Regions from separate parts of the Homo sapiens genome. Here region 1 is linked to region 2. The links are chromatin loops, found by intact Hi-C in ENCODE. Cell type or tissue: heart left ventricle. All regions are shown on one strand. Links, peaks and the distances in the headings refer to the core of each region. The heading gives the core; the rest is flanking DNA.

Region 1 (11,724 bases), core at 2,139-10,138, 53 kb before region 2:
GCAGGAAGGGCAGGTGCACTCACTTGATATGCTGGAGCCTGTGGTTTCCAGACAGTGCTGTGGCAATGCATATCGCCCCGTCCATCCCCAGAGAATTCTCTTGAAGACTAAGTGGAAAAGAGATGGAGACACACGGTGAGCCATCAGGGCAGAAGGAAAACACCCGGGGAAGCAACAGTGCATTGTCTGGGGGCAGTAACCCAGGCAGATGTGTCCACAGGTGCCATGGCAACTCCAGGTGGGAGTTGACCCTGGAGACAGGTGTCTACGAGTGGCCAGATTGTCCCACGCAAGTGCGCTGGAGGATGTAAGGCCATAAATGCAAGATGTGAGTGACTTCTGACTGAAGCTAAGCACACTCAACAAACCCAGCTGCAGTGGAATGTGGACTATAATAAGTCTGATTGTTTATATTCAGAAGGAAATAGCTACAGAAGAAATCAGGAGCATTTTATTCCATCAGGGAGGACCCAGCAGAGAACTCTGCTGCTCCAGGATGCAGGTAGGTCCCTCCAGCCACTTACTTGAGTCTCCGGAGACTTGAGTTTACCTTCAGAGCATTTGCCAGGGCTTTGGCTCCAGCCACCCCAATGGCATTTCCTCTTAAGCTGTTGGGAAAGACAGGAAGCCTAAGGCATGGGTACAGGCTGAGAGGTGATACTGACCCCTCTGCGGGTGGGCTTGGGGCTGCTTGGTAGAGGAAACAAGGACTTCAGCAGTCACAGGAGGCCAGGGCTGTGCCTTCCTCACTCCAGGGCAACAGGGCAGAGCTGGCTCTGGGAAGCAGGGCACACAGGGGCATGGCTGGCCTAGCCAGGAGGGTTGTTGGAGCCTTCCTCCTCTTCCATTTCAAACAGAAAAGCGGGGCTGAGACAGGAGAGGCAGCCCTCCATCTGGGCAGGTCCCCAGTGCTCCCAGCAAGGGCAGGAATTCTGAGGACATGCCTGAGCCTCAGAGCTGTAACCTCACCCCAGGACTTTGGATCTGCCCAGAGAACAAGATCAGCCCCCCTGGGACCCATAAACCAGGCCTCTAGACGTGTTCAGCCTGGCAAGGCCAACCCGGAGAGGAGGGCAAATGATAGCGACTCCCAGGGAAAGGCATGAAGTGGGGCTGGGAAACTGGTATACTTGCACTGAAATGAAGATCACCAGGATGATTTGTGAGTTGTCTGTAAACTTTGTCCCCATATCTATTCATTGAGAATTCATTGATTTCTTTGGGCTAAAGACCATAGATGGAGACTGGAATACTTACTCGAGAATCTCCAAGGTTCTGTTCACAGCCAAGGCTTCCCCTAGCACCTGGGCGCCTGAAGCACCAATTGAGGCCACCTGGAGACTGGGGCGGAGAGGGTGCCGTCAGTGTGAGCCGGCTGGGCCCACCTCCCTCCGCATACTCCGTTCCCTTTCACCACCCCTTGACTCAGGATGGAAAGTGGAGAAACAGCACTGAGAATGGTTGGCCAGCGCTGTGTCTAGGCACTCCATCTCCTACCTACACTGTCTGTTGCCTAAGACAGAGATCTGGATGCTAAGGAGATGAGAAATAGAGGCTGTCCCTGGAAGGGCTCGGGGAGAATGCTCCCTGTACCTCCTCATTACTACTCTCTAGGTGTTTGAGCCCCCAACTGCTAATATCATATTTCCTATATTAGGAAAATCAAACACACCTTCCTTGACTTGTAAACAAAAATAACGTCCAGGCCAGGTGTGGTGGCTCACACCTGTAATCCCAGCACTTTGGGAGGCTGAGGTGGGCAGATCACCTGAAGTCAGGAGTTTGAGACCAGCCTGGCCAATATGGTGAAACCCCGTCTCTACTAAAAATACAAAAATTAGGCTGGGTGTGGTGGTGCACGCCTGTTATCCCAACTACTGTATGGGAGGCTGAGGCTTGAGAATCACTTGAACCCAGGAGGTGGAGGTTACAGTTAGCTGAGATTATGTCACTGCACTCCAGCCTGGGTGGCAGAGCAAGACTCTTGTCTCGAGGAAAAAAAAAAAAAAAAAGACCTCTAACGTGAAAGGATGGCGAAGGGACCGGTTTCCTGACTGCTGCGCACATCTAGGACTTACTAGAGAGCAGTGAGGGCTGTGTTGACCTTCAGTGCACGGGCCACCGCACACGCTCCGTCATCCCCGATGGCGTTCTCCTGTAAACTAGACACAGAGTATGACCCCTTTGGGTGCACGGGGCACAGGGAGCATTCTAGCAAGGCCCTGCCGCACTTGGACCTGCCAGGTTTAACCGACTACACACACCATAGACACTCCCAGGGTTTCCTGGGGATAACTGCCCTTCCTCCACAGGCCCTGCAGCCCGCCGCCTCATACTAAGCACACAGAGGCGTCTGGGGCCTGCATGAGTCTGAACCGCCAGAGGCAAGCAGGAAATGGGACATATAGAGTGACTGTCAGCAGGGGCTTGGGACCCAAAAGGGGATGCTTTTCACAGCCAACCAGAAAATGAACTTAAAGCCCTCAATCCCTGAGCCATTCTTGTTTGTCTTGTTTTCTCTTGAGACAGGGTCTCACTCTGCCACCCAGGCTGGAATGCAGTGGTGAGATCACGGCTCACTGCAGCCTCAACCTCCCAGGCTCAAGCGATCCTCCCACCTCAGCCTCCCGAGGAGACTAAAGTACTTAACTAGAGACGGGGACTACAGGCACATGCCCCCATGCCCGGCTAATGTTTTTATTCTTTTATAGAGATGGGGTCTCACTATGTTGCTCAGGCTGGTCCTGAACTCCTGGGCTCAAGCAGTCCTCCCACCTTGGCATCCCAAATTGCTGGCATTACAGGCAGGAGCCACCACGCCCAACCTCCTTGGCCATTCTTGCTAATTAGGGCTTTGTGTCATTTTTTCCCCTTCTAAGTTGGAGGGAACTAGCAGGCCCTGGTGCAGTGAGTGACTGAGTTTAGCTCAAGCGCACACTGGTATGTTCAAGGCCAAGAGCTGTTTGCATTCATTATTTTAACAGACATTTGAGTGTGGCCGGGCGCAGTGGCTCACACCTTTAATCCCAGCACTTTGGGAGGCTGAGGTGGGTGGATCACTTGAGGTCAGGAGTTCGAGACCAGCCTGGCCAACATGGTGAAACCCCGTCTCCACTAAAAATACGAAAATTAGGCTGGGTGGGTGTATTTTTAGTAGAGACAGGGTTCTCTGTCTCTACTAAATTAGCTGGGAGTGGTGGAGGGCACCTGTAGTCCCAGCTACTGGGGAGGCTGATGCAGGAGAATCACTTGAACCCAGGAGGTGGAGGTTGCAGTAAGCCGAGATCCCGCCACTGCACTCCAGCCTGGGCGACAGAGTTAGACTCCGTCTCAAAAAATTAAAATGAAAAAAAAAATAAGAAAGACAACATTTGAGTGTGTCTCATGTGCTAGGTGTTGTATAAGGCAGCAGGCCTGAGTCCCCCTCTCGAAGCTCAGGTGGGAAGACATGATTAAATGAGCAGGTACAACAGGCCAAGTGCAGGCTGCAGGGAAAAGCAAGCAGCATCTCCCACCCCAGGGTGTCAACAGAAGGCTCCCAGAAGAAATAGGTCAAAACCCGAACCCAAAGTGGGGAGTGTGCCTGGCTCAGCTAAGGAACCCAAACGAATTGAATTCCTGGGGAAGTGAGAAATGAGTCCAGGGAGGGACAAAGGAAGCAGATTTTAGGGGTCCCAGAAGCCACCCTGAGGGGCTGTGTGTACTTTACTCTGCAGGCCCTGGGCAACCATTCAAGGATGGCACCCAAGATGGGACAGAGCTGCTCTGGAAAGGTCTCTGGCCAGCAGTGTGAGAGGATGGACTGAGGTGGAGGCTACCACAGGGATGGAGGTGAGTGGTGCCGATGGCCTGGGCAGGGGCAGTGGACGCAGAGGGAATCGAGTGGATGGCAGGGACACAGAGGGGACCGACCCAACAGGACTTGACAATGAATAGGAAGCAGGAGGTGGGTAGGCACAGTGCCTCACACCTGTAATCCTAGGACTTTGGGAGGCCAAGGTGGGAGGATCGCTTGAGCCCAGGAGTTCAAGACTAGCCTGGGCAACATGGTGAGGCCCCATCTCTTTAAAAAAAATTGTAAATATTACTTTAAAAAATAAGTTATATGCTGGATGTGGTGGTTTGCACCTGTAATCCCAGCACTTTGGGAGGCCAAGGTGGAAGGATCACTTAAAGGTCAGGAGTTCGAGACCAGCCTGACCAACATAGTGAAACCCCGTCTCTATTAAAAAAAAAAAAAAAAGCTGGGCGTGGTGTTGGGCACCTGTAATCCCAGCTACTCGGGAGGCTAAGGCAGGAGAATCGCTTGGACCTGGGAGGCAGAGGTTGCAGTGAGCCGAGATCACGCCTCTGCACTCCAGCCTGGGCAACAGAGCGAGACTCCATCTCAAAAATAAAATAAAAGTTATAGAAAAGGAAGTGGGAGGTGAGAGTGAAGGTCTTGTTTCTAGCTTGCACAGTTGGTTCCATTCACAAGATGGGGAGCCAAGAAGCAGGTTTTCAGGAGAGAGAATGCAGGGACCCTGCACCCGAGCAAGATCCCGAAGGGAGGTACAGAGGGGGTGTGGACGCGCAGGTCTAGGGTTGAGGAGAGAGGGCTGGGACACGGACGTGGGAGTCGTTGGGACTTTGAAGATCACTGGAGCCCAGGGAAAGGAAAAGAGCTCCAGGAAAAGAGACGCCAGGCAAGCGAAGATGACATAGGACGATCCCTGAGGAGCCCTGCGCAGAAGAGCCAAACAGAAGAAAAGAGGACGAGGCCCAGACAGAGGGGACATCCTGGAAGCTGAAGGAGAAGAAATGGTCAGGGAGAAAGGCCGATGAGGCTCCAAGGGTTAAACCTAGAGTTCCCTCACGCCCCAGCGACTCCACTCCCAGGTATATCCAGCCAGGAGAAGGAAAGCTCACGTCCACACAGAAACTGGTGCACAAAGGTCCACAGCAGCACCGTTCCTAACAGCCAAGTAGGAACAACCCAACGTCCGTCAGCTGATGAATGGAGAAATGAAACCTGTGTACCCATACAATGGATATCATTCAGCCTTACAAAGGAACTAAGTATTGAGACAGGCTACAATGTGGATGAACCTTGAAAATCTGACACCAAATGAAAGACACCAGCCACAAAAGGCCACGTGTCGTATGATTCTATTTTTGGCCACGTATCGCACAATTCCATTTATATGCGGTGTCCAGGGTAGGAAGATCATGGAGATGGTAGATTAGTGGTTGCCAGGGTTGGGGGAAAGGGAGAATGGGTAGTGAGTGCTAACGGGGTGATGGAAATGTTGTAAAATTGATTGTGATGATTGCATCACCGAATACACTAGAAACCAGTGAATTGTATACTAAGTGGGTGGATCTTCTGGCGTGAAGATTATATCTCAATCAAGCTGTCATATATCTATGTATATATGTGTATGTACATATATGTATGTGTATATATGTATATGTGTATATATGTGTGTGTATATGTGTGTGTGTGTATGTATATATATGTGTGTATATATATATATTTTTTAACAGGGTCTCACTCTGTCGCCCAGGCTGGAGTGCAGTGACGCGATCTCTGCTCACTGCAACCTGTGCCTCCTGAGTTTAAGCGATTCTCCTGCCTCAGCCTCCCGAGTAGCTGGGATTACAGGCATGTGCCACCATGCCCGGCTAATTTTTGTATTTATAGTAGAGATGGGATTTCGCCATGTTGGCCAGGCTCATCTTGAACTCCTGACACCTCAGATGATCCACATGCCTCAGCCTCCCAAAGTGCTGGGATTACAGGCGTGAGCCAACGCACCCGGCCAATATATTTAAAAGGCAGACAAGGACTGAAACATGCCAGCTGGCCTTAGGGAAGAGGAGTGCCAGGGGTCACTGGATTGAGCCTCTGCCTGATGGGTACCAGGTTTTCAGATTCCCCTGTCCTCAACAGCCCCCGCCCTGCAGCCCCTGGGCAGGCCAACTTACTCTAAGCTGGTGAGGCTCCTGTTGAGCTGTAGTGCTTGTCCCAGGGCCTGGGCAGCGCCGGCCTGGATGAAGTTCCACTGCAGGCTGGGCAGACACAGACACATGTGACTATGTGACTATGTGACTATGTGGCCCTGGGGCAGAGCCAAGGAGGCTCTGATGGCAGGAGGTGGAATCCCTGCAGGATGTGGCAGGAGAATTCCTGCAACCCCTGCCCAGACTTAGTTCTCAGAGGGTCACATGTACTCCCTGGTTAGCCGTGGCCAGAGGGCCGGGGAATAAGCCAGAAAAGACACCTCCAAATGGCCTCTGCCTGGAGGCCCAGCTGTGACCACCTCTTAACACATGTCTGTCTGTGGGTCAGGAGAGCACAGGATGGGGCACAGTCTGCTGGCAGCAGGCTAGCCCGGGCAGCCCCTGAGACCTTTGCAGGGGGTGTCCCCAAACCAGGTGTGGCCTGTGCATCGTTGGTTTGGGTGGAGCCCGGCAGCTCTGCAGAAGGGGAACAGAGCAGGGTGGAGAGCTGCAGACTCACTGAAGGGAGGTGAGGGTGCGGTTTTCTCTCACTGCCACTGCGATGGCCCGGGCACCCTGGTCGTGGAGGAGGTTGGCTGTCAGGCTAGGAGGAAGGGAACAGGAGCAAGTGAGCCGGGGGCCGGCTGTGAAGCCTCCGGTCCTTGGTCACCAGGGATTCCAGGGCTTGATACCAGATCACCCAGCCAGCACGAGGGGGTGCTTCCTGGGGATACGTTGCCCAATGGCATGGTAACATCCTCATCCATCCCCACCAGGTGAAGCAGACGGCGTCACACTAGCCTCACCCTCGTGCAGTTTACACTATGAGAGTGGGGGACTTGCCACCCGATGTCAGGTCTCCTGGCTGCACCCTCCCCAGCCAGCTCCTTCTCCAACCCTGTGACGTGGCGAGGGTGCCCGTCAGCCCAGGCTCGGTGTGGGTGTGGTCATGGCATGAACAGCCTGTGGAGTCACAGGCCCCCACCACGTACTCCAGGTTCTTCAGGGTGCTGTTGGCGCAGAGGGCATGAGCGATGGCCTGGGCTCCCTCGGGACTGATGGAGTTTTCTCGAAGGCTGAAAAAAAAGGAAAGACCTGAGCTTCTGACCGGGCAGATGAGGTGTCTGGCAAAGCCAAGCCCAGGTGTTTAGGCTTCTTGAAGCCCAAGAAACTGCAGGCGGGGGACCTAGAGTTCTGCATAGTCTGGGCTGAGGTGTGAAGGAGCCAGTGCTAGTGAGCCAGTGCTGGGCCAGCCAGGTGCCCCCACTTTAGGACCATCCGCAGTACAGGGAGAGGACAGGATGACAGGGCCCCAGAGGTGCGAGGGGACAGGTGGCTCAGCGTGCATCTGGGAAGGGAGCGGCAGAATGGGCCACTGCGGGCAGCAGCTATCCCCTGCACCCCAAGAGAGCAGGAAAAGGGCCAGGCTGCCAGGAAGGCTTCCCCAGCCATAGATTTCCCTGAGACAGGCTTCCCAGTGCCAAGTCCCTGCAGACAGGTGCCTCGTCAAAGAAACGCCCTGTTTGGAGAGGGTGGCCAGGACTTACCTGAGGCTGAGGAGGGTCTGGTTGGTGCAGAGGGCCCCCATCAGTGCTGCCACTCCTGCGTCACTGATGGAATTGCTCTGCAGGCTGCGGAAAGAGGAGGCGCCCTGGGTGTGGCTGTCCCAGGACCCAGAGGGAGCTGCCCTGTCCCAGTCTGGGACAGCAGGCACTGGGCTCAACAGGGAGTTGGGGGCTCCAGGGACAGTGGTGGCCACACTGCTTCTCTTCTCATCTCTCTTTCCTCTCCCAGCCCCCCACCTTCTAGCCTCTGCCAGGTCAGGGCAGGTGGGTTCAGCACAACAAACCCCCAAATGTAGACCCTGCCTTGATGTGGGTGGCCCCAGACAGCCTCAGAGCAGGGTGTGTTGGGTCTGCAGCCCCCAGAGGGAGTGGCGCAGCAGGCTCCCCAAGTGTGGGTGTAGCGCTGAGCTCTCCTTTCCCCTACCAAAGCTGCTGCAGCTGACTCCCTCTCCAGCCACCCATGCTGGCTTCTCAAGGACACTTGGAGCTCATCATTCCAAACACTCCAGACCCTACCCCAGCCCCCACTGTCTAGGGAAATGGAGCTGGTGGGGCAGGGGCTACTGAGGACAGTGTGTGCCCAGGGTTAGTGTTGGCAGGGAAATGGCCCTGGGGGACAGCCATTTTTCAGGACTGCCGGCCCACTATCTACTGGAAAGAGAACCCAGGGGGAATCGTCACCCTGGCAGGTGGACTCACTCCAGGCTCTCCAGGCCCTGGTTCACCTTCAGGGCCTCAGCCAGGGCCTTGGCACCTCCATCACCAATACTATTACTGGAGAACCTGCAAGAGAAGGGATATGGATGAGCCAGCCTCTGGGAGCTGCCAGGCAGGGCTGGGCAGAGGGATCAGAGTCAGGGAAGCCCTCCTGGGAGGGCTGGCTCTGTTGTCTCAAGGGTGGCCAGTGCACAGTTTGTTCTGCCTGAGGCCTGTTGGCTGTAGTCTCTGCAAGTGACCACCTGTTGTCTGTAAGAAATCAGGATAGCAAAGTCCCTCTTGACTCCCTGGCAAGAAGGGTCAACCCTTCAGTGATAAGTATTTTGGGGGGTTTTTGTGAAGATGGTCAGGAAATGTTTTCTTCTGCCAGCTGGGAAGACAGTAAATGTGAGCCCGAGAAGGTTGGGGTTCACCCAGTCCTGGGAATCTGAGTCTCCATTCTCCTCGGTTAGTGCTTTTGGAGTCCAAAGTCAGCTAACCAGCACTCACACTTCCATCCATCTATCCATCCACTCACTTATTGATTTATCTACTTACCCACCCACTCATTCATAAATCCATCCATTCGTCCATCCATCCACCTACTCACCTACCCACTTACCCATTCATCCATCCACTCATCCATCCACCTACCCATCAGTCCACTTAGCTATCATTTCGTCTGTCCATCCACTCATCCACCCATCCATCCATTTGTCCATCCATCCATCCACTCACCTATTCTCCACTAATTCATTCAGCCATGCCTCCATCCACTCATCTACCCACCCATCCATTCATCTATCCATTCATCCATCCATCCACCCACCCACCCACTCACTCATTCATTCACTCATTCATTCTACCATCCATCTATCCACTCACCCATCCATCCATCCATCCACTCATCCATTTATCCATCCACTCATCCATTCAACCATCCATCCATTCACGTACCCATCCACCTATCCACCCATCCCTCTCTACCCACCCATCCACCCATCTATTCACCCATTCAACCATCCATTTATCTACTCTACTCATTCATTCATTCATCCACATACCCACCCATCCATCCATCCCTCCATCTACCCACTCACCCATTCATCCACTCATTTATTCAACCATCCATCCATCCATCCACCCATCCACCAATCCACCCATCAATGCATCCATTCATCCACTCATCCACCCATCCATCCATCCATCCATCCATCCATTCATTCAACCATCCATCCATCCATTCAACCGTCCATCTATCCATCCATCCTTCCATTCACTCATTCATCCACTCAGTCATTCATCTACTCGTTCATTCAACCATCCATCCATCCATCCATTCACCAGTCCTCTCACCCATCCATCCATCCATCCATCCACTCATTCATTTATCCATTCATTCACCCATCCATCCATCCATCCATCCACCTGCCTACCCATCCACCACTACCCACCCAACCATCCATCCACCCACCCATATACTCATTTAACCATCCATCCATCTATCCACTCATTCATCCATCAGTCCACTCATCCATCCATCCGTCCACTCATCAGTGTATCCCTTCATTCATCCATCCATCCATCCATCCATCCATCCATCCATCCATCCATTTACCTAGCCACCCATCCACCTAGTCACCCATCCATCCATCCACCCACCCATCCATCCATTCACCTATCCATCAATCCATCCATCCATCCTCAGGCTCACAAATATTTGTGCTGGGTTGGGCATTGTGCTGGGCACTGAGGATACTAGTGTGGGCCTTTCATATGTCTCACATGAGCTCTTTCAGACTCCTGTTCTGCTTCAAGGCATCTGCCATCCGCTGGGCTCCCATGGGCCCGATGCTGTTCTTCTGCAGGCTGTGGGAGAAAAGAGAGGGGTCCTTTAGAAAGGCTGGTCACAGCCATTCCCAGGCCAAGGACGGTTCAGGTTCAAGGTCAGGGACAACTAGTGTGCCCTCTACATTTATTGGAGCAGGTGGGGAGGGCGTTCTCCAGATGGGTCTTTGGATTGTTGCCTAAGTGATAATGGACCAACATTATGATGAGGGATAGTAAGGGGTCAGGGCAGCTGAGCCTCCCTTGCAAGGAGCTAGAAAGCAGAGATCAGTAGGTGCTGATAATGCCCAGCAACCTCCCGAATGGGGACCTCCATGGACAAGTCTCTCTGGTGCCTTACCTGCAGTCTGCCTCCCATCTAGACCAGCAGGCTGCCTCCAACCCTAAGAAACCTCCCTAGGGGCCAGGTACGGTGGCTCATGCCTGTGATCCCAGCACCTTGGGAGGCCAAGGTGGGCGGATCACGATGTTAACAGATCGAGACTATCCTGGCCAACATGGTGAAACTCCGTCTCTACTAAAAATAAAAAAATTAGCGGGGCGTGGTGGCATACACCTGTAATCCCAGCAACTTGGGAGGCTGAGGCAGAAGAATCACTTGAACCAGGGAGGCGGAGGTTGCAGTGAGCCGAGATTACGCCACTGCACTCCAGGCGGGCAATAGAGCGAGACTCCGTCTCAAATAAAAAAGAAAAAAGAAACCTCCCTAGGAAGACCCTGGCTTAGGTTCCTCTTCTGAAAAAGCTGCTTCCTCTTGTCCTAAATCTGGTGGAGGGAGACAGCACGGGAGAAACCCTGTCCTCATCCTACAAGGACAGGCAGGCAGGACGTCTCCTGTGTGAGGCTAAATACAAATCCTAAAAAATGTAATTTTCCCTGGTTCCAAAAAGGAAAGAGACTCCTTACCACCCTCATTTTCTCAGAGCACTTCCTGAGAAAACTTGAGGTTGCAAATGCTGCCTCTGTCCCTTTAAGATGTATGTAAATCTTTTTAAAAGCAAAATCAGCCTCTGGCCACTTTCACAGCCTGGGAATGTCTTTCATAAGGGTTTGGAGCCATCTCTTTGAAATGTAAACATTAAGGAACAAAGAGTCCCTCCTTCCCTGCCTTCGGGAATTAGGCTAGGTATCTGGCTTGAAGCTCTAAAGTACCTGCGTGTCATAGAGATAAAAGCTTTACTTTTCCTTTGGATAAAAGCAATTAGGGACCACAAATGGCCACTCCAATTATCTGCTGTATTTAGGATAAACGGCAAATGGTGCTGCCTGGCCCTCTTGCCTGAGGACGAGGGTCCTGTCTGCTTGGCTCTAGAAAAGTGAGCTTTCTGTCTTTACAGTCTCATTGGTGGGTTGCCCCGATGCACCGTGCAGTCAGTTTAATGTTTATCCAATAATTGTTGTATTCTTTCCTACATCTGTGGGTTGGTAGAAGGTATTTTATTTTATATTTTATTATTTTATTTTATATTTTAATTTTATTTTATATTTTAATTTTATTTTTTTTTGACAGAGTCTCGCTGTCGCCCAGGCTGGAGTGCAATGGCACGATCTCAGCTCACTGCACCCTCCGCCTCCCAGGTTCAAGCGATTCTCTCAACTTAGCCTCCCAAGTAGCTGGGACTACAGGCTTGCA
Region 2 (11,724 bases), core at 1,762-9,761:
CCACTCCACCAGGGAGGTAAGAGAAGAGCAAAACAGACAGTTCACCCAGAGGATTCACTCGCTGTGGGCAGACAGCTCTGTCTTTGGTTAAAGTGGAAGGAAAATCATGACAGAGTTGTCTACACCACATTGACCTTTGAGAAAAAATGAAAGCGCCCAGAGGCTGCGTGTTCTCCCACCAGGTCAGAGCTGCCGTCGCGGCGGCACAAGAGCCAGTCCATGGCAGCCTCAGCCGCGGGGAGGGGAGGCCCGGGAGGGCAGGGCTGGCCCTAGAGTCCCACCCAGCATCTCACCTGCAGTCCCTTCCGAGCCAGCCAGGCCCCCACTGCCGGGCCACGGGCTGGCGCTCAGTCCCTCCCTCGCCAGGTCCACGAGGTCCTGCAGGGCCTGGTGCTCCCTCTGGCTGGCCGAAGGCGACGGGCCCCTGGAGCCACAGCCTGCAGTGGGGGTGCCGTGGAGAGCGGGTGACCTTCGCTCGCTCAGCTCTGAGTGCTCAGGTGGCACCAGAGGCGGCACGGGCTCCTGCATAAGGCCCTGAAAGAAGCCAGTAAGGAGAGTGACCACGTGGTCACTGTCATTGACGCACACACTGCAGAAGCCATCACATGTGGTATGCACGGCTGGACCTAAAACTACAGAGCAGGATGTGGGCTGTGGGGACAGACTGTCCCCGGGGCTCCAGCCACAGCCTGGAGCAGTCCTGGGATGCTTTTCCCCAGCACTCATGTCAACATGCTCCTCCTCTGTCACGGCCAAGGCCAGGCCTGTGGCATCTGTTTGCACAAAGGCTTGTCAGAGGCCAGGGGGGCCCAGGCCTGCCGCCCTCCTGAAGTCCTCCAAGCTGCCTCAGGCAGCTGCGTACTGACTGTAGGGCTACCTGCCGCACGACTGTCTGGAGTGTGTGCTCCGAATGCCAGTTTCCGGGCTCCATCTGAGGCATTTTGCCAGTTGCCCTGGGACTCTGTTTTTTTTTTTTTTTTCAAGACAGAGTCTCACTTTGTTGCCCAGGCTGGAGTGTAATGGCACGGTCTCGGCTCACTGCAACTTCCGCCTCCCCGGTTCAAGCGATTCTTCTGCCTCAGTCTCCCAAGTAACTGGGATTACAGGTGTGTGCCACCATGCCTGGCTAATTTTTGTATTCTTAGTAGAGATGGGGTTTCACCATATTAGCCAGGCTGGTCTCGAACTCCTGACCTCGTGATCCGCCCACCTCAGCCTCCCAAAGTGCAGGGATTACGGGCGTGAGCCACTGCGCCCGGCCGGGACTCTGCATTTTCAACAAACTCCAGGAACACACTCTGGTGGACACCAAGGGTCCTCCCTGATCCTACCCAGAGTACCATGTAGTTGCTGGACAGAGAAGAAAGCTGCAGCCACCAAGTGCCCCTCTGGCCTCCTCCCGCCTCTGCCTTTCCTTCCTGGACTTTCCATCACCTGGCTGTGGGTACCCAGTGTTGCAGTTCTGGGATTGCCAACCTCCCCCAAAAGCCTATCCATGTGCCTGAGGGGAGGGACTCACCTGGGCAGGCCGCTGGGGCACGAGAGGAGGGACCAGCCTGGCCGTGTAGAAGTCCTCCATGGCCCAGGCCCCAGTCAGTGCGCTGCCCTCCCACAGAAAGCTCTGCTTGCGTTCAGGTGGAGGAGGACACTGGCCCGCTCTTTCCCACCCTTCCTTTAAAATCCTGCTGGCAGGAAGTGGTGGCGTGCTAGACAATTCCACTTCCTCAGAGAGGAGCAGGGCCACACGGTCCTCTATCTGTCGGCCTGTGGTTTCAGAGTCCTGGACTAACAACAATGGGGGGGATACCGGGGGTTTCTTCTTGCGACTTTTATTCTCTAGAGAGAAACAAAAGCGACACCATCAACGGTGGAGTCGGTCCACTCACCCGGGACCTGCTGATGGCCTCTCCCAGGGTCACTCTTCTGATCACACAAACCTGCTTCTGGTCTTATCCTCTCAGAAAAGGCACTTTCCAGCCTGAGCGCTGGTACAGCCGCACCCGGCTCCATCTCCGACCGGGACAGAGCCATGGCCACCAGCAGGTCCTCGGACGGTGCCTCGTCCACCTTCCGCCTCTTCCGTGGCTCCTTCTTGCTGGTGGGTCCTCTCCGTTTCAGACCTCTACTGTGATCACTGAAGCTAGAAAACAGCCAAAGAGAAAAGTTACTGGGGCTAGAGGAGTGCACGCTTCTCAGGTTGGTCACACTGGTCTGGAGAGGGCTGGGCCTGAGAGAAAAGTGACGGATGTGGACCTGCCAGGCAGATGCGTCCCCCACTTCCACTGCCTTGTGTGAACTCATTCAATTCCAGGCCAGAAGTTCAACATGGCCCAGGCACAGGAGGGTCTGGGTTCCTTCACGTGCTGCTGTCCAGCAGGCTCATGGCAGATGTACGGAGCCATCTGTGGTACCTGCACATCCTCATGTGGCCAAGCCCATCCAATGGAGTCAACAATCGATGGCTCTGAGCAGGCTCCCTGGACTCCCACCACCTTCACCCATCAATACTTCCGATGCTCCTTACACGGTCCTGGCCACACCGGCAGAAAAGGATCCCTTCCCTCCTGCAAGGGCTCCACGGCAGTGCCTCTGTCCATGGCCAGAAGGAAGGGCTTCCCAGCTTAGGCTGCCGATGGTCAACATTATACCAGCCGCCCCGGGACTCTGCACTTTCAACGGGCAGCAGCTCGTTTGGTTTGGAGGAAATGAACAGGAGTTTCCGGCTGGAGAGAACCTAGGCTGCCTGGGTGACTCCCAATAAGCTGGGCAAGAAGGAGGAGGGCAGAGGTGACAAAGGAACTTAGCACAAACCGGGCCCACCTTCCCTGCAATGCAGTCATGCCTCTGGCTTTTGCAAAAGCTCATGCTCTCCAGGGTGCCAGGGATGGCTCAAGTTCACCTTCCCAGGAACGTGGATAATCACAGCCTCCCAGAGGGAAAGGAGCTGCCTGGGCAGCCTGGGACCCTGCTTCTGTGAAGGGAACACAGACTGTGTTCCCTCCTCACTCCCCAGCAGGCCAGGTTTGGGCTGTGGGGAAAGAATATGAGGCACTCTGGCCGGGGCATGCGTTCTGATGACCACAGGCTTGGCCTTTGGGGAGGGAGGGGTTCAAAGACCCCATGAGGGCATCCAGCTCCTGTAGTTTTCTACTCTGACAACCTTCTAAACGGATCCACATACATCTAGTTTCAGTACTTGGAGGTATTCTAAAGGCAGACATACTTTATCTGAGCAGGTGCTTTTGGCGTGGTCCTGCCAAGAAAGAAACAATGGCTTAGATGACGTCTATTCTAAGGCCTCAAGGCTTGCACCCCTGCCATGCTAAATACAGATGCGCTCCTCCACCAAGAGAATCCCCTCTGCCCTCTGCCATCTCAGCCCCGAGCCAGCTCAGCTGCCCATGACCTGTGTGCAAAGCAGGGGGCGGGACAAACAGCTATCGCCTTTGGCCTTCCCTTTGCTCCTGACAGCGGTCTCAAACCTGGAGGAGTCAAAGGTCCAAGATGCCTTTGTTCACTATGAACCTGGTGTCAGCTCTAGCGTCCTCAGCAGCAGGGCAGCGTGGAGCAGGGCCAGCCCTCTGGCACTTGTGTGGCTGTGGTTTGCATGCTGAGGACTTGTTTCCTGGCTGTGAGCAAGGCAACTCATTTTAACTTTTAAGCATTAATTCATGCAAGATTTTTAAAAAATAGGGTCCTACACTTCTGTTGCACCAACTTTGTTGTTGTTTTTGTTTGTTTTATGAAGACAGGTTCTTGCCCTGTCGCCCAGGCTGGAGTGCAGTGGTGCAATCACAGCTCATTGCAACCTTGGCCTCCCAGGCTCAAGTGATCCTTCCGCCTCAGCCTCCCACGTAGCTGGGACTACAGGTGTGCAGCACCACAGCCAGCTAATTTTTTAATTTTTTGTAGTGATGGGTCTTGCTATGTAGTCCAGGCTGGCCTTGAACTCCTGGGCTCAAGTGATCCTTCCGCCCTGGCCTCCCAAAGTATTGAGATTACAGGTGTAAGCTACCGTGCCTGGCCAATCACCAAATCTGTGAACTGTGCTGAGTAATCTTATGTTAACAGTGTGAAAACTGGACTGTGCTGAGGTGGAAACCATGCTGTCCAACAACGAAATGGATGGAGTAAAGTGACTACCAAATTCTTAGATGTGGTAAAGCAGTAGTCCCCAACCTTTTTGGTACCAGGAACTGGTTTCATGGAAGACAATTTTTCCATGGGACAGGAGTAGGGGAATGGTTTCAGCATCAAAGCATTCCACCTCAGATCATCAGGCTTTAGATTTTCATAAGGAGAGCTCAACCTAGATTCCATGCATGTGCGGCTCACAACAGGGTTTGTGTTCCTGTGAGTCTAATGCCACCACTGATCTGACAGGAGGCGGAGCTCAGGCAGTAAAGCTTGCCTGCCCGCTGCTCACCTCCTGCTGTGTGGCCAGGTTCCTAACAGGCCACAGACCGGTACTGGTCCGAGGCTGGGGGGTTGGGGACCCCTGCACTAGAGGGTACCGACTGTGGGATCATGGGATTGGAAACTCAGGAAGGACCTTGAGGAAAACAGTGCGAAGATCATTTCTGCACCCCCCTAAAGGGGCAGGTCCAGAGCCTTCCAGAATGCAGATTCTGTCCCCTCCTCACTCCCTTCTAGACTGTGCCCGATTTCCGCCCTAAGTGTTTCATTTCCAGAATCAAAGAGGGCTCTTTTTCCCTCCAACACTATAAAAAGCTTTTTTTTTTTTTTTTTTTTTTTTTTTTTGGAGACAGGATCTCACTCTGTCCAGGCTGGAGTGCAGTGGTACGATCTTGGCTCACTGCAACCTCTACCTTCTGGGTTCAAGTGATTCTCCTGCCTCAGCCTCCCAAGTAGCTGGGACTACAGGCATGTGCCACCATGCTAATTTTTGTATTTTTAGTAGAGACGAGATTGTACCATGTCGGCCAGGCTGGTATCGAACTCCTGATCTAAGGTGATCTGCCCACCTTGGCCTCCCAAAGTGCTGCGATTACAGGTGTGAACTACTGCGTCCAGCCCATAAAAAGCTTTTTTAAATAGAAAAAGCCCTGAGTGCACACAGCATTATTTGGCTTGGTTTTCTTCCTTTTCGTCGACTTACCTGAACATGGGTGGGCTGCTGCTACCCTCAGGCTGTGCTGTCTGCAGCCGCACAGCCTGAAGCAGGAGCTGGGGGCCAACCTCCATCTTCACAGCACACTGCTTCAAGTGACTGGTTCTGCTCTTTAAGGTAAGAAACGGTTTCCCACAAATCGGGCACTCAGGGATCTGAGGCACAGAAGGTCTTAGTGTCTTTTCAGCTTCATCCAAGCACCTGAAGGAAAACAGTCAATACAGGAGAACCACCCTCCCCAGGAATGTGGATTGGAGCAAATGTGGGTCCAGGTCAACACAGACGTGCTGTGGTCAAAGCAAGTTCCCCAAAGCCAATCCCCTCTACACAGCCTGGCTCCGTCTCCCGGCAGTCAGCCCCTAGACACTACACTTAGGTATCTGTCAGCAAAGTTGGCTAAAGAAAGCAAGGAAAGATTAAATGCAGTTACATGATGACTTAGAAATTCCACTCCTAAGTAGAGACCCCAAAGAACTGAAAGCAGGTACCCAAACAAATACATGAAACCCATGTTCACGGCAGCTCTATCCACAATCCCAAAGGGTAGAAATGCTCCAAATGTCCGCCAATGGACGAAAGGATAAACCATGGTCATATTCCTCATCTAAGAATGGGAAAAACACAGTCTAGCCATACAATGAGATACTGCTCAGCCATAAAAAGGAATGAAGCCTGCTCCATGCTACAACATGGATGAACCTCAAAAACAACATATTAAGTCAAAGAAGGCAGACACAAAAGGACAACTGTGCAATTTCAGAATCGGCAAATCCATCCAGACAGAATGTTGATTAGTGGTTGTCAGGGGAGAGAGGGGCAATAGGGAGTGGCTGCCAATGGGTGTGGGGATTCTTTTGGGGGTGATGAAAATAATCCAGAAGTGATTGTGGTGACAGTTGCCCAACTGTGTGAATATCCCAAAAGTAGTGATTTGTTCAGTTTAAATGGGTGAACTATATGTTCTGTGAATTGTATCTCAACGAAGTTATTTTTAAAAAGGGGTAGGTTGACAACAAAGCTGAGGTGCTGTTGTCATGGTAAGGTGTGGAGATCCGCACTCCAGCCCTGGGGTGCTTGGGGATTCTGGTCACATACACGGGAGAGGCGACGGCCCAAGCTGCCCCCACCTGTTCACATGCTGTTCCCTTCGGGTCACGTTCATGGCTGAGAGGTTCTTTTGACAAATCTGGCAGAAGAACAAACCCTTTTCCTCCAGGCTATCATCATGTGCCGATGCTCCTACCCGTGCAAACTCCTGCTGCAGGGTCAAGGCCACCGCAGCGTCGCTCTCTGGGGCAGGGGGCCCAAGCCCATACACTGTGGAGAAGCACCAAAGATCCGTGAGAATAAACTCCAAAGACAAGCTCACCCTCAGACCTCTGCTCTGTCAGCTCCTGCAGACCATGGGGAGCAGGTGGAACGCAAAGAAACCAGAACCCAGCTCCACTCTGCAGGCTGGTGACTTGGACACTGTCCAGTGAGACTGGGCACTAATCAGCACTCCGGGAACAGCCGTCTCCAACTTTAACATGGATATGCATTACCTGGGAAGCTTGTCGACACTCAGATTCAAATTCAAGGGGTCCAGGTGCAGCCTGAGACTCTCCGCATTTCTAGCAGCCTCCAGGCTTGGCGATGCTGGCAGCACAGGACCACTCTGAGTAGCAAGGACCTAAACTTTCCCACTTCTGCTGAAGTTGGCTACCTCGGGCATTGCAAGTTCACAAGGCTCATATTCCAACAAAGCTAGATGTTCTCTTCAAAACTCACCCTTTCCTGCTGACCTTTTACTGCCCATGATAAAACCAGGGCAGAGTGAAATGCCTTTGGCGTTTAAAAGGCAGCATCTCTTACTTAGCATCAGACTCAAGAATGGACTGATTCTGGTCTTGAGATGGCTCCCAGGGTGGCCCATCTGATATTGCTGGAGCAGACCCCTGTCACTCACAAGGGATATGCCCTGAACGCCTCATAAATCCCCAAGTTCTTCATGGCTGTGGCCTACCAGTGCCTGCCACTGAGGCCAGCAAAACAGCACACCTTCATTTTGGTGCCCTGTTTTGTTTGTTTGTTTGTTTTTGAGATGGAGTCTCACACTCTGTCGCCAGGCTGGAGTGCAACGACGCGATCTCAGCTCACTGCAACCTCTGCCTCCCGGGTCCAAGCGATTCTCCTGCCTCAGCCTCCTGAGTAGCTGGGATTACAGGTGCCCACCACACCTGGCTAATTTTTAGTAGAGACAGGGCTTCACCATGTTGGCCAGGGTGGTCCTGAATTCCTGACCTCAGGTGATCTGCCCGCCTTGGCCTCCCCAAAGTGCTGGGATTACAGGCGTGAGCCACCGCGTCCAGCCTGGTTTGGTTTCTTAACAAACAAATGGTTTATCTCTTTCTGAGCACTTGCTGGGTGTGATGTGAAGATACAGAGAGAACTGAGTCAAATGCTGGGCAGGGGCGGAGCTCACACCAGCTGGGTGCCTCCTCTGCAACTCACATGTGCGTCCAGGACTGATGCCTCGGCAGGACATCAAATCACTGCCTGCTGTGGACCCTGGGGTGGCCTGAGACTCCTCCGTGCTACTGCAGTGAAATCTGCAATGCAATGCCAAGATCCTGCATACTTATTAGCTGTAGGTCTGCCGATAATGGTTTCTTCCTATTTCTTTTCCTTTTGTATATTTTCATCAGAGATGAGAATCCATATTGTTTTGGGGATGGAGAACAGGAGCACCTGGCATTATTACGCTTATTGGGCCGGTGCCACACCAAGTACACAGCAGCTATGGGGCACTGTCGCCACCCTGTCTCACCTGCAGCCAATGAGCCTCTAATCTACTCAGAGTGGGGCAACCCAATGGTTAGAGGAAGGAGTTAACGATCCCATAAAGAAATAAATCCAGAAAGTGGGAAATCTTATAATACAATTAGCCTAGCCTCTTCAAAAACTCAGTGTCATAGGGCTGGGTGTGGTGGTTCACACCTGTAATCCTAGCACTTTGGGAGGCTGAGGAGGGCAGATCCCCTGAGCTCAGGAGTTCAAGACCAGCCTGGGCAACATGGTGAAACCCCATTTCTAGTAAAAATACAAAAAAATTAGCCGGGTGTGGTGGTGGGTGCTTGTAATCCCAGCTACTCAGGAGGCCGAGGCACGAGAATAGCTTGAACCTGGGAGGCAGAGGTTGCAGTGAACCGAGATTGTGCCACTGCACTCTAGCCAAGCCTCTGTCAAAAAAAAAAAAAAAAAAAGTCAGTGTCATGGAAAACAAAAGGAAATGGGGGACTATTCTAGAATCTAGACCTTAGGATACTGCTGAGCTACAGCAATATGCAGTGTGTGAACTTACTGAATCCTTGTTCAGAAAAAAAAGAAACCAGCTACAAAAAATAACCTTGAGACAACCAGGGAAATTTGAGTTTGAACTGGACGCCAGGCACTATTATGGAATTAAGCGTGCTAATGGTATTGTGGTTATGCAGCAGAATCTAGGGGTAAAGGATCCTAATGTCTATAATTTACCTTCAGATAATATGGAAGAAAAATATGTACGCTTGGCTAGGCACGGTGGCTCACGTCTGTAATCCCAGCACTTTGGGAGACTGAGGTGGACAGATCACAAGGTCAGGAGTTCCAGAACAGCCTGGCCGGCATGGTGAAACCCCAACTCTACTAAAAATACAAAAATTAGCTGGACGTGGTGGTGCATGCCTGTAGTCCCAGCTTCCTGGAAGCTGAGGCAGGAGAATGGCTTGAACCCAGGAGGTGGAGTTTGCAGTGAGCCGAGATTGCGCCACTGCACCCCAACCTGGGAGACAGACCAAGACTCCATCTCAAAAAAAAAAAAAAATGTATATTTATAAAGACATAAACAAATGGCCAAATGTTAACATTTGTTAAATCTAGATTGAGGTATAGGGGATTAGGGGATTCATTGTAATTTTTTTTTTTTTTTTTTTGAGACAGGGTCTCACTCTGTTGCCCTGGAGTGCAATGATGCAATCACAGCTCACTGCAGCTCAACGTCCTGGGCTCAAGCAATCCTCCCACCTCAGCCTCCCGAGTAGCTGGGACTACAGTTGTGCACCATCATGCCCAGCTAATTAAAAAAAAATTTTTTTTTGAGTCAGAGTCTTGCTCTGTTGCCCAGGCTGGAGTGCAGTGGTGCAATCTCGGCTCACTGCAAGCTCTGTCTCCCAGGTTCACGCCATTCTCCTGCCTCAGCCTCCCGAGTAGCTGGGACTACAGGCACCCACCACCATACCTTGCTAATTTTTTGTATTTTTCATAGAGATGGGGTTTCACTGTGTTAGCCAGGATGGTCTCAATCTCCTGACCTTGTGATCTGCGCACCTCGGCCTCCCAAAGTGCTGGCATTACAGGCGTGAGCCACCACGCCTGGCCCCTAAAATTTTTTTGTAGAGATGGGGGTCTCACTATGTTGTCCAGGCTGGTCTCGAACTTGTGACCTCAAGTAGTCCTCCTGCCTTGGCCTCCCAAAGTTTTGGGATTATAGGCATGAGCCATCATGCCTGGCTTCATTGTAATTAAAACAACAACAACAAAAAAACCTTTTCTGAAAGGAAGAGTTCTTTGTGAATACTGAGGGTTATCTTTTTAAAAGGAAAAAACTGAAAGGGAAAGCTTTCATAATAAAAAGTCATAATTTTTAAAAAAAGGAGGCCAGGCACAGTGGCTCACGCCTGTAATCCCAGCACTTTGGGAGGCCAAGGCGGGTGGATCACGAGGTCAGGAGATCGAGACCATCCTGGCTAACAAGGTGAAACCTTGTCTCTACTAAAAATACAAAAAATTAGCCAGGCGTGGTGGTGGGAGCCTGTAGTCCCAGCTACTCGGGAGGCTGAGGCAGGAGAATGGCGTGAACCTGGGAGGTGGAGCTTGCAGTGAGCTAATATCGTGCCACTGCACTCCAGCCTGGGTGACGGAGCGAGACTCCATCTCAAAAAAAAAAAAAAAAAAAAAAAAGGAAGAGGGCCAGGTGCAATGGTTCACGCCTGTAATCCCAGCACTTTGGGGAGCTGAGGTAGGCAGATCACTTGAGGTCAGGAGTTCGAGACCAGCCTGGCCAACTTGGCGAAACCCTGTCTCTACTAAAAATACAAAAATTGGCCAGGTGTGGTGGCACACGTCTGTAATCCCACTGGCTGGGGCAAGATAATTGCTTGAACCTGGGAGGCGGAGGTTGCAGTGAGCTGAGATCATGTCACTGCACTCCAGCCTGGGTGACAGAGCAAGGCTCTGTCTCAGAAAAAAAAACAAAACGGTACCTTATCAAGGAAGCTAGGTGGGAAATGATCCCAGAGACTCTTCATTCTCTGGCTGGATCCAGTGAAGTGGCAAAGGTAAAACATCAAGCAGAGAGCCTATCCACAGAAGAAACTCAACAAATGCTGATTCCTTCCCGCCTCCCTTCCTCAGAGTTGTATTAACTTATCTCTGTGTGGAAGACAGAAACACACTCATCATACCATTCCCCGCCATCATCTCCTCTTGAGGATCCTTTGGGACATTTTCTTCCCGCGCAGCCTCGAGGGAGCACTCTTCTGAAGCGTGTCTCAAACGCTCGGGGTCTGCTCTCTTGAACTGCTGCATTCGCTGTAGGACCAATTGTGCTGTGCGGGGTTTGGAGGGACTTGGCACTGCTGTTGTCAAACAGGAAGGAGGAGGCTGGGAGTCGCTGTTGGGCACATTCTCTGGCAAGGAGGAAAATATTCACAACCATCTGTTGTAGCTGGAGAAATAAAAGACTTTTCTACCAGATACAGGTTAGACGCAAGTTTCAAGAGTCCTTTATCAACTAGTTTAGGTTTGACTCACAAATGTGAAGAGGACTGGTTGCTTGTTGGTAACCTCTTTGTTTATGGCAATATAGACATAAATATCAATAACAGGAGGGGAATGGGATGTGACTGCTAATGAGCATGGGGTTTATTTTTAGGATGATAAAACTGTTCTAACGTTAGGTAGTGGTGGTGGTTGGACAAGTCTGTGAATATACTAAAAACCACTGAACCATACCCTTTTAAATGGTGAATTTTATGGAATATCAATTATACCCCAATAAAGCTATTATTAAAGAAATATTAATGACAAAGGTTTATGTCCTAGATCAGTTCTTCTTTAACTTGGGATCCACGGATGATCTTCAGTGGGGATCCATGAACCCCATGAAGTTGTGTGCCAGTTTTGCAGATACGCGCATGGATACGTGTTTTGGGGGAACCATGCATAGATTTCATCCGACTGGCAAAGAGCACGAGAGACCAGTAAAGTTGGTGAGGCAACACTGCTGATGCCTTCCAGTAGTCTATGCGACCTGAGACTCTACCACCACTCTACTGAGAGGTTATTAAGATCAGGAAGTGAGGGCAAAGGAAATTTAGAAACAGAACTCAGGAGCTCAGAGAGCCCATGGTGTATTATATATGCAAGGGTAGTTTTCAGTTTTGCATGAAGAATGTGTAGTAAGCATATAGCTCAGTATACCAAGGGCAGCAGGGCAAGAAAACTGCTTTAAACAGTTAAAAAATTATCCAGGCACGGTGGTGGGTGCCTGTGGTCCCAGCTACTCGGGAGGC

Evidence for each region. A loop is a pair of places that touch in the nucleus more often than their neighbours do. Peaks named below come from ENCODE experiments on the same cell type or tissue, not always from the same donor. Only the 100,000 strongest peaks of a DNase experiment are listed, where the experiment ranks them.
Region 1: a loop joins it to region 2, with 2.1 times the contacts of the local background. A loop is called at or near these places in 7 of 110 quality-filtered maps.

Annotation. Positions count from the first base shown.
Region 1 is chr16:3,542,168-3,553,891 of GRCh38, forward strand. It overlaps NLRC3 (NLR family CARD domain containing 3), which reads right to left. Exons shown (of 20, transcript NM_178844.4): 10 at 10,029-10,112; 11 at 8,247-8,330; 12 at 7,530-7,613; 13 at 6,975-7,058; 14 at 6,503-6,586; 15 at 5,968-6,051; 16 at 2,079-2,162; 17 at 1,258-1,341; 18 at 525-608; 19 at 24-107. It overlaps LOC101929732 (a long non-coding RNA gene), which reads left to right. Exons shown (of 4, transcript XR_007064953.1): 1 at 1-135; 2 at 221-3,831. Among named protein-coding and RNA genes, the nearest start is that of NLRC3, 29 kb to the right of the region's middle. RefSeq lists enhancers at 2,256-2,756, 6,166-6,475, 10,661-11,380, 11,381-11,724. In heart left ventricle, for the core only: no CTCF peak of the experiment used is centred there; a DNase peak (open chromatin) is centred at 5,972; H3K27ac peaks cover 1,193 bases.
Region 2 is chr16:3,595,860-3,607,583 of GRCh38, forward strand. It overlaps SLX4 (SLX4 structure-specific endonuclease subunit), which reads right to left. Exons shown (of 15, transcript NM_032444.4): 3 at 10,615-10,839; 4 at 6,259-6,448; 5 at 5,120-5,332; 6 at 1,938-2,140; 7 at 1,520-1,836; 8 at 294-534. Among named protein-coding and RNA genes, the nearest start is that of SLX4, 9.9 kb to the right of the region's middle. In heart left ventricle, for the core only: no CTCF peak of the experiment used is centred there; no DNase peak of the experiment used is centred there.